2 separate regions of the Homo sapiens genome follow, and region 1 is linked to region 2. Evidence: chromatin contacts called from ENCODE Hi-C or POLR2A ChIA-PET data. All regions are on one chromosome and are shown on one strand. Each heading gives the region's core, a stretch centred on a gene start or an enhancer-like site at or near the end of the contact. The rest is flanking DNA. Distances are from core to core; before and after follow the strand shown.

The links. Hi-C counts contacts between places; a loop is a spot of excess contacts on that map. ChIA-PET counts read pairs that join two places held with the same protein, here RNA polymerase II (POLR2A). Pooled maps may share reads with other maps.
Region 1: a loop to region 2 is called in a pooled map, with 10 times the contacts of the local background. The contact joins the enhancer-like site here to the promoter of MRPS22 in region 2. A Hi-C loop is called at or near these places in 5 of 50 pooled maps. POLR2A ChIA-PET finds 5 or more read pairs at or near these places in 2 of 52 experiments (GM12878 and MCF 10A).

What each region holds. Positions count from the first base shown.
Region 1 is chr3:141,309,976-141,314,562 of GRCh38, forward strand. LOC124909441 (a long non-coding RNA gene) reads left to right here. Exons shown (of 4, transcript XR_007096119.1): 3 at 1,662-1,781. Among named protein-coding and RNA genes, the nearest start is that of ZBTB38, 56 kb to the right of the region's middle. RefSeq lists an enhancer at 1,665-1,854. Within about 2 kb of position 1,821, at least 29 of the 41 ENCODE cell types and tissues checked have a DNase peak (open chromatin) inside an H3K27ac peak, as active enhancers do; they include GM12878, where a contact is called at or near this core.
Region 2 is chr3:139,341,116-139,345,490 of GRCh38, forward strand. It overlaps MRPS22 (mitochondrial ribosomal protein S22), which reads left to right and starts at 2,905. Exons shown (of 8, transcript NM_020191.4): 1 at 2,905-3,083. The coding sequence starts at 2,912. RefSeq lists enhancers at 2,963-3,052, 3,012-3,306, 3,283-3,382, 3,393-3,512.

The sequences.
Region 1 (4,587 bases), core at 571-3,070, 2.0 Mb after region 2:
GAGTGCAGTGGCTTGATCTCGGCTCACTATAAGCTCTGCCTCCCGGGTTCATGCCATTCTTCTGCCTCAGCCTCCCAAGTAGCTGGGACCACAGGCACCTGCCACCATGCCCGGCCAATTTTTTTTTTTATTTTTAGTAGAGACAGGGTTTCACCGTGCTAGCCAGGATGGTCTCGATCTCCTGACCTCGTGATCCGTCTGCCTTGGCCTCCCAAAGTGCTGGGATTACAGGCGTGAGCCACCGCGCCCAGCCCCAAGCATCATCTTTGAAGCAGAGAGTAAGCCTTCACCAGTCCAGTCCTTGATCTTGGACTTCCTTGCCTCCAAAACTGTAAACAATATATTTCTGTTACTTATAAATTACCTAGTCTAAGGTATTTTGTTAGAGCAGCCTGAATGAGCTAAGACAGAGGGCAATCAGGAAACTGATGTTCTGATCTTCTGGTGAGGTTCTTAACCAGGGCCCGACATATGGGTTTCAATTTTGCTTTCAAAACAGTGTGGATGTAAAGATGTGTGTTTATCCAGGAAGAGGGTTCACAACTTTCTTTGGATTCTCAACAGAATTCAGCACACACGAAATATTATGTTCAGAGCTACTGCTCTGGGAATAAGAACCTCAGCAAACACATTTCAGATAAGCAAAGCCCTTGTCTGAATTCAAGCCCATTTCTATCTCCCTCCCATCAAGCCAGAGTGGCAGAAGATGACTAGGAAGAGTCAGAGGACCTTAGAGGAGGTGGATGTAGCCAAGAGAAAGGATAAAGGCTGAGCTGTTTGAAGTTTCCAGAGAGGACTGAGGAAGTCAACCTGGGTCCTTCTTGTGTGGAGGTCACACTTCGCCCAAGATAGCAGAGGCCGTTTAAACTGAGATGGATATATTTACCCTTTGTTTGATGCCAGGAGTATGTGATCATGAATTGTTATGTGGCTGTGTGTACTACATACCGGTGTGTTCACAAGGGTAGGTATAACTGAGCTGTGTGCATAAGTGAACGAGTGGCCTTTGGGTTTAGTGTGAGCATCTGAATGGTTTGGTGAAGGGATGTGCACGTGCATCTTTAACCATTTACCCATCAAGCCTCTCATTAAGTTAAGACAGGTTACGGAAAAGAATTCCACTAGGTGAGAGTATCTGCAGACAGGCCTACAGCCCACACCAGAAAACTGGGAATCCTCAACTCGCCCCACTCCCTGATCCCTCATCATCCACTGAATCCATGCTGCCACTCCCACCATCAGCCCCCATCAACTCTCCCTGGGCTGCTGCTCAGCCTTCAATGGCCTCCCCCAAAACCCTTCTGAATGAACTGCAGCAATAGTGATGACGGTAAAATGACTTTTGGGTCACAGCGCGTCTCCCCTGAAGCGAACAACGGCTTTCCATTGTCGGAGGATACTGCCCATCTCCTCAGTCTGACTCGAGGGCTCTTTCAAGGTCGACTCTGGGGTAGTGAGGTCCCCGGCTTTGGGCGCGTCTCCCCTCAGTCGGCTCGTATCCCACACCCCTTCCCCCTTGGATGCCTCGTTCTCTGGGGCCCTTTGGCGCTGCCCCTGCGTCCCCATCATGGAAACTACCACCTGCTGCCTAACTGCCAGACGCAAAAGTGCCCAAGCCTGTCTCTCACGTTCCACCCCATAAACCTTCCCCACCCGACCAGAAGCCAGAGAGACCACAGGTCGAAGCAGGACCACGCAAGGACGCGCACGCCTCTTTCCCACGCCGCAGAGCGATAGAACCCGCAACAGGAAAACGGAAAGGCCGTGCGCCGGAAGAACAGGTAGGGACTACGACTCCCAGAAGCCTCTTGACAAGGACTACATTTCCCAGAAAGCTCCGCGCGGTTCCCACCCCGGAACTGCCTCTGCTTTCGAAAGCGGAAGGCGGGCCAACCGGGCAGGGAACAGGGTTTCTGAAGGGATAGACCGGTGGGCGGTGTCGCCGGGTGTCTACCTCCAGGGGTCGTTCGTGAGCCAGAGAAACCCGGACTTAGGAAGGAAGGGGCCTGGCCACAGCCCTTCCGCTGTTGGCTGTGCATTGCCCTTATTCCCAGCTCATTCTCTGTCGTTGAGTCGAGCAAGGAGGGTCAGACAGAACCAGGTCCACCACGTTTGTGTCTTTCCGCCAGGTGAGACTTTTACTGATGCTATTCCAGTCATAAAAGCCAGGAGCTACATGGAGTTCCCAAGGAGGCAATTCCCCTAACACTACCCGCTCACTCGCTCACTCCGTAGTCAGAGCCATAGGCACACAGGCTTCAGCCACTACACCAAGTCAGTATTGCAAAGCATACAAAATAGTCTACTTAGTCAACATGTTAAATGTTGTAGATTAAATATTCCACATCAAGCAGGGTAACATTTAACATCAAGAGCAAAGGAGATAGATAGGAAAAGGGGTTAACAAACTAGTCCCAGGAGAGACAAGGTGTCCTGGCCTCAATGTCTTGCAAGGAAGAGTCTTTGATGTGGGCAAAGCCTTAGGCAGCAGATGCCGGGTGTTTATCATGGGCGACAGCAAGATAGGGTCTGTTAAGACGGCCATTTAGAGCTAGAGAAGTCCTGCTCTTTTTATGGCCACGGGGGTCTTCTGGTGACGACTGATAGTGAAGGAGTGTGCCTGTTTATGCCCGTATTTGGTTGGATACACTCTTTTTTGGTTAGGCGAACATCGGGACTCTGTTGGCATGATGCCTTTTGAAACGTAAAGTGGAGTCTTTTGCTAAGATGGAGTTACTTATGTCAAGGGTGTTCTATACACTCCCTCTGCCTGCTCTGGCTTTGCCTGTGGCCAGTACTTGCTCTCTGCCCACCTCTTGGTGTCTCTAGGGGGTAGAGGCTGGTGGCTAGATGGTCTGTCCCTCGCCCTTATCTCCAGTCCTGCATTGCTTATCTGCCGCTTGGAGGCGGTGACCATCTTGACTCTAAGAGCCAAACCCACAGAGCCCTACATGTGAGTTCCACAGCTCTTCTACTTCTGGCTGTGGCTGTCGGAGGAGGGGCTTCAGGCGGTGGAGACAGGCGTGGACAGTAGCTGGGGGGTGGCGGGGAGATCTGTGGCTCCTGATCTGCCACCTCTGTTCCCAAGAAGATAATTTTCCTGTGGCCTGGGCTCATCCAGCTTATCTTCTCAAATGCCTGAGTTCTGTAGGTGGCCGGCCTTCTTCCTCACTTCCTCCACTCCCAGCCTTATCCCTCAGACCCTAGCAATGGGCCCCATGGCATATTTTCACCTTTCCCCTTTAGAGCCACTTAGAGGACCTGTCGAGAAATAGACGTAACTGGATGAACTAAAACAAGGATGAGGCAGAAACAACTTTCCATAAGACATGTCCACCAGTGTGCCATGTCAGTTTACCGTAACCATGGCTACACCCGGGAGTTCCCGCCTCTTTCCATGGCAATGACCCGATGACGCAGAAGTTACTCCCCTTTTCCTAGAAAATTCTGCATAAACCAACACTTAATCTGCATGCAATTAAAAATAGGTATAAATATGACCATAGAACTGCCCTGAGCAGCTACTCTCTGCCTATGGGGTAGTCCTGCTCTGCAGGATCAGTCATGGAGCTGTAACACTGCCACTTCAATCAAGCTGTTTTCGGCTACCCTGCCACCAGCTAGCCCTTGAATTCTTTACTGGGCAAAGCCAAGGAAAAAGCCACATTTTGTGGCTCTCCTGTCCTGCATCACAACCGCTCCTAGGGAGCTACAACCACTGGTAACTGAGTGTCTTCTGACAGACAGTTTCATGAAGTACAGGCTTCCCAGAGGTGCCTGTCCCTTCTCCCATGTTGCTCCATGTTACCACATTTCCTACCTGGGTAGACCTTTGGAGATCCCTGAGATCCTTTTAGGGAATCTGCAAGGTCAAAACTGTTTTCACAATAATACTAAGTTTTATTTGCATTTTTCACTGTAGTGACATTTACGTTTAAAATCATAGGTAAAACTGCTGGAACCTTGGTGTGATTCAAGGCAGTGGCACCAAACTATATTGGCAGTTACTGTATTTTTCACCAGTATACTTGTAGGGGAAGGGGATGGGAAAGCCAGTTCCACTTAATGTCCTTAATGAAGCTGTAAAGAGTATTCATTTTACTCCATTTTGAGCCTTGATTACATGACGTTTAAATATTTTGTGTGACAAATGGGAAGTGCGCATAAAGCAAGTCTGCTGCACACCAAGGTATTATGTCCTGAGGAAAAGCAGTTCTGTGCTTGAGTTCGTAGCTGAACTAGACCTTTTTTTCTGGAAAACACCTCTTTTATTTTCATTGTATTTTTGCAAACTTTTATTTATTTATTTATTTTACTTTAAGTTCCAGGATACATGTACAGAATGTGCAGGTTTGTTACATAGGTATACATGTGCCATGGTGGTTTGCTGCACCTATCAACCTGTCATCTAGGTTTTAAGCCCCGCATACATTAGGTATTTGTCCTAATGCTCTCCCTCCCCTTGTCCCCACCGCCGACAGGCTCCAGTGTGTGTTGTTCCCTTCCTTGTGTCCATGTGTTTTCATCGTTCAACTCCCACTTATGAATGAGAACATGCAGTGTTTGGTTTTCTGTTCCTGTGTTAGT
Region 2 (4,375 bases), core at 1,655-4,154:
GGCTTGGCTGTTGAGCTTTTTCTTGAATTCTGTGAGATATTCAGTATCCTTCCAATTACTCCCATTTCAGTTTTACTCAGGAAAGATTTGTTTCTTGCAACCAGAGTACTTCTGAATACCATCCTCAGAAAGTAACTGACTTGGGTGCCATGGCTCATGCCTGCAATTCCAGCACTTTGGTAGGCTGAGGCGGGCAGATCACTTGAGCCCAGGAGTTCAAGACCAGCCTGGACAACACAAAAATTAGCTGGGCATGGTGGTGTGCACCTGTAGTCCTAGCTACTTGGGAGGCTAAGGTGGGAGGATTGCTTGAGCCCAGGAGGCAGAGGTTGCAGTGAGCTGAGATCATGCTACTGCACTCCAGCCATGGTGACAAAGTAAGAAAGACCCTGTCTCAAAAGAAAAAAAAAAACGGAAAAGAAAAAAAGAAAGTAATTGACTTGCCACCACACAACCTTCTCACACCATCTTTATGAAACACCAGACATCAGATCCTGAAAGTACTTTATTCTCAAAGTTTGCAAGATAAGTATTGTCATTATGCCCATTTTGCAGGTGAGGTACTGGGGCTCTGAAAGATGTGGGCATCTGCCTGAGGTTATAGCTTAAACCAGGAATCTTCATTACTCCATATCAGTAAAACTCACTGTACCCCAAGTAAAAGAGGTCATTGAAAGGAAAGTGGGAAGCTCTCTGGCCAAGACACCACCTTTCTCCATCTCTCTCCGTACATATTCTCCCATCTCTGCTTCTGAGGATCTGCTCCATTTTCCTGCCTCTCTCTGCAGAGTGGCTTTTCCCTGCTCACTCATCAGTGAGCACATTGCTGAAAAAGGCTGCTTCAGCCCAAACCCTAAATACTTAGTTATTCACTTCAAGCTTCCACCGTCGACTATTCTATGTCTCATAGTTTGAATTATTGAGAAAAAATCTGCTTGGTGCCTGGTCATCTGGGGTAGGCTGAAGAATGCCCCCATACTTCCTCCCAAGTATAACTGCACTCTAATCCATGGAACTTGTGGATGTTACCTTATATGGAAACATGGTCTTTGCAGATGTGATTAAGTTAAAGATTTTAAAATGGGGATTATCTTGGATTATCAGGGTGGGTCAGTGATTATGCAATCACATACATCCTTATAAGAAGAAAACAGAGGAAGATTTGGCACAAATAGAAGAAGAGAAGCTGATGTGAAGATGGAGGCAGAGATTGAAATGATGCAGCCACAGGCAAAGGAATGTTTACAGTCATCAGAAACTGGAAGAGACAAGGGGCAGATTCTTCTCCAGAGATAGACTCTAAGGGGAGCAGAGCTCCCTTGATTTCAGCTCAGTAATACTGATTTCAGATTTCTCATGCGGAATTGTGAAAGAATACATTTTTGTTATTTTAAACCATAATATTTGTGGTAGTTTGTTATAGCAGCCACAGGAAACTAATGCTAATACAGCAGCCAATGGATTCATTCATCCTGCACTAAGTGTCCAATCAGCTGTGTCCAGGAGGATGTTTACAGGAAAAACATAGCCACTGAGGCCTGCTCCCTCAGCTATGGGAAGAAAGTAGAGGGTTCATTTTCAGAGAAAAGGCATGGGCTGGGAGACACCTGCATTCATCCTGCCACTAGTCTCTGACACCTGCTATCATGTAGGTGTAAGCATTGGGAAGTGCAGGGCAGCAGACTTGCCTAAATAGGCACCAAGCCTAGTGCTCTCCCTTCCCCTCCCAAATAGGGAATGAGTTCATAAACAGCACTGTTAATATTAATGCTAAGTTGGGGGAAAATAGCTGAGGCTGGAAGGTGAGTCTATTCATCCAGCTAAGTCAAACAAGAGTTTACTAACACCCTGTTTTCCCAGGCCTTGGGATAAGTGCTTAGCACAGGCACCAATCTATAGTCTAGAGAAGGATAAGACCTGCACATCCTGGATAGCTGGAAAAAATGTAAAGAATCATTTAATCATTCATTCATTTATTCAACAAAAGTTTGCTGTGCACGTAGATGTACTAGGCTAGGTGATATTGCAATAAAATATGTAGAGTCACTGTGTTCATGGGGTGAGAAAAAGAAATAAGCAGATAAAGAGCAAAATAACAGATTATAAAATGGGCTATAAAGGAAAGGAATAAGTGTTGAGACAGAGAATCAGGTGTATGAATTGGCAGTGGCAGTGGTGGTGGTGGTAATCAGGGCTTGGAGTCAGGAGTTAGATTTAGGGTGCATGTGAGCAGTGTGGATGGAGAAATTTAAGAAGTAGTTGGATTTAAACCTGAGGATGGGGGAGAAGGTTTGGGCAGGAAGTGGAATACATAAATTATGTATTTATTTGAGACAAGAGTCTCACTCTGTCACCCAGGCTAGAGTGTTTGTTTGTTTGTTTATTTGAGATGGAGTCTTGCTTTGTTGCTCAGGCTGGAGTGCAATGGCACGATCTTGGCTCAATGCAACCTTTGCCTCCTCGGTTCAAGCGATTCTCCTGGTACAGGCGCCCGCCACCATGCTTGGCTAATTTTTATATTTTTAGTAGAGACGGGGGTTTCACCATGTTGGCCAGGCTAATCTCGAACTCCTGACCTCAGGTGATCCGCCCGCCTTGGCCTCCCAGACTGCTGGGATTACAGGCGTGAGCCACGGCGCCTGGCCGGAAATTTGTTATTTAGAACGATGGAAACGGGTAGGAAAAAGAGCATATAGGGAAAAAGGTGTAAGTTTTAACTTTATGCATAGGGAAGGACATAAACACCGTCTACTTGTGAATAAGTAGTTTAGAAGAAACAATCTATAAGGGCCCGGAAGACTTCCGGCCCTTTCCGCCTTTAACTAGACTACATTTCCCAGAGTGCTGCAAGAACTGGGTGTGACTCGGAATCCCTCCCAACCACTTCCGGCGCAAGTGGCTTCTGATAATCATGGCGCCCCTCGGAACAACTGTATTGCTGTGGAGCCTCTTGAGGAGTTCTCCGGGCGTGGAACGGGTCTGTTTCCGGGCTCGAATCCAGCCCTGGCACGGTGGCCTGCTCCAACCGCTACCTTGCTCTTTCGAGATGGGGCTGCCACGCCGCCGGTTCAGCTCCGAGGCCGGTAAGTGACCTTCCGGACTTTCGCTGGGGCGTTCTTCTGGGAGACGTAGATCCTGTTTCTGGCAGGCGAAAACCACGCGATAGCCCCCGCGACACGTATCCTAGCGCTTCCTCAGATTCAGCTGTCTTCCTTCTGTACCTGTAGAGTTTGTCATCACCTGCATATCTGTTCATTCGTTCACTCACTCAACTACAGTGCCTGAGTTCCGCTCCGTGCAGAGCACTGTGCTAAGCTCTGTGGGATATGGCAAACTAAGACTGACACAGACATTTCCCTGTGGGAACTCATGTCCATGGGGAATTGGCAGTGCAGTGTGACCCGGGTTGTTATAGGGGACGCACACAGGAGAGGCACTCAAACTAGGTTGGAAGGTCAGGGAAGGGTTCCTGGCAAATATGACCAAAGCTGAGATCTGGTTAGCCATGCTAAGGAGAAAGCAAGAAGCTTCTCAAGCATAGGGGACAGTAGCAGATGTCCAGAAATGAGACTGAGCACAGATATTTGGGAACCCATTTTGGAGGTAGGATTGATAAGGCTTGATTAAGGCTTTGGATATGAGTTTAAAGGGACAAATTAAGATTGTTTCTTAAGTTTTTGATTGGAATAGAGGGTTGTCCCATTTACACCAAGATGAAGAAGATTAATTAATTGTTGGAACCGTTATTTTGGGGGCGGGGGTAGTGCAGGAGTAGATGAGATCAGGAGATGGGAAAGGAGGCGGAATTAAACCTATTTGGGACACATTAAATTTGAGGTGACTTTAAGAGTCAACTGTTTAGTATGGAGTTAAATATAAAGTGAGGAACATCGGAGTAAAAATGGTAACTAAAGGTGAGTGAATGGGTGAGACTGAGGAGAGAGTAGTGCTGAGCACTTGCTGTGTGCTGGATACCCTGAGGAACCCTGGGTGCCAGAGATGAGTATAAGACAAGGTCTGGTCTTCATAGAGCACATCACTTAGTGAGAGACATAGTGTAGGTAAGCAGACCACCTTAACTTTTTTTCTAAATGAGGTTGGAAGCCATTCGTGAATTTTAAGCTTGGGAGTAATCTTGATTACATTTTAAAGAGATTACTCTGGTTGCTCTGTGGAGAATGATCTGTAGTGGGGCCAGAATGGAGAAAGGGAGGCTGATGCAAGAGATGAGGATAGCCTTGACTAGAGTAGTGGCAGTGGGAAATGGAGGATTAAAATGAGATTTATGAAGGCAAACAATCAGTATGTTCTCTGCCAGTGGTGTTTTTTTTTTTGTTTTTTTTTTTTTTTTGTAAAATTGGGATAATCTTCGTGT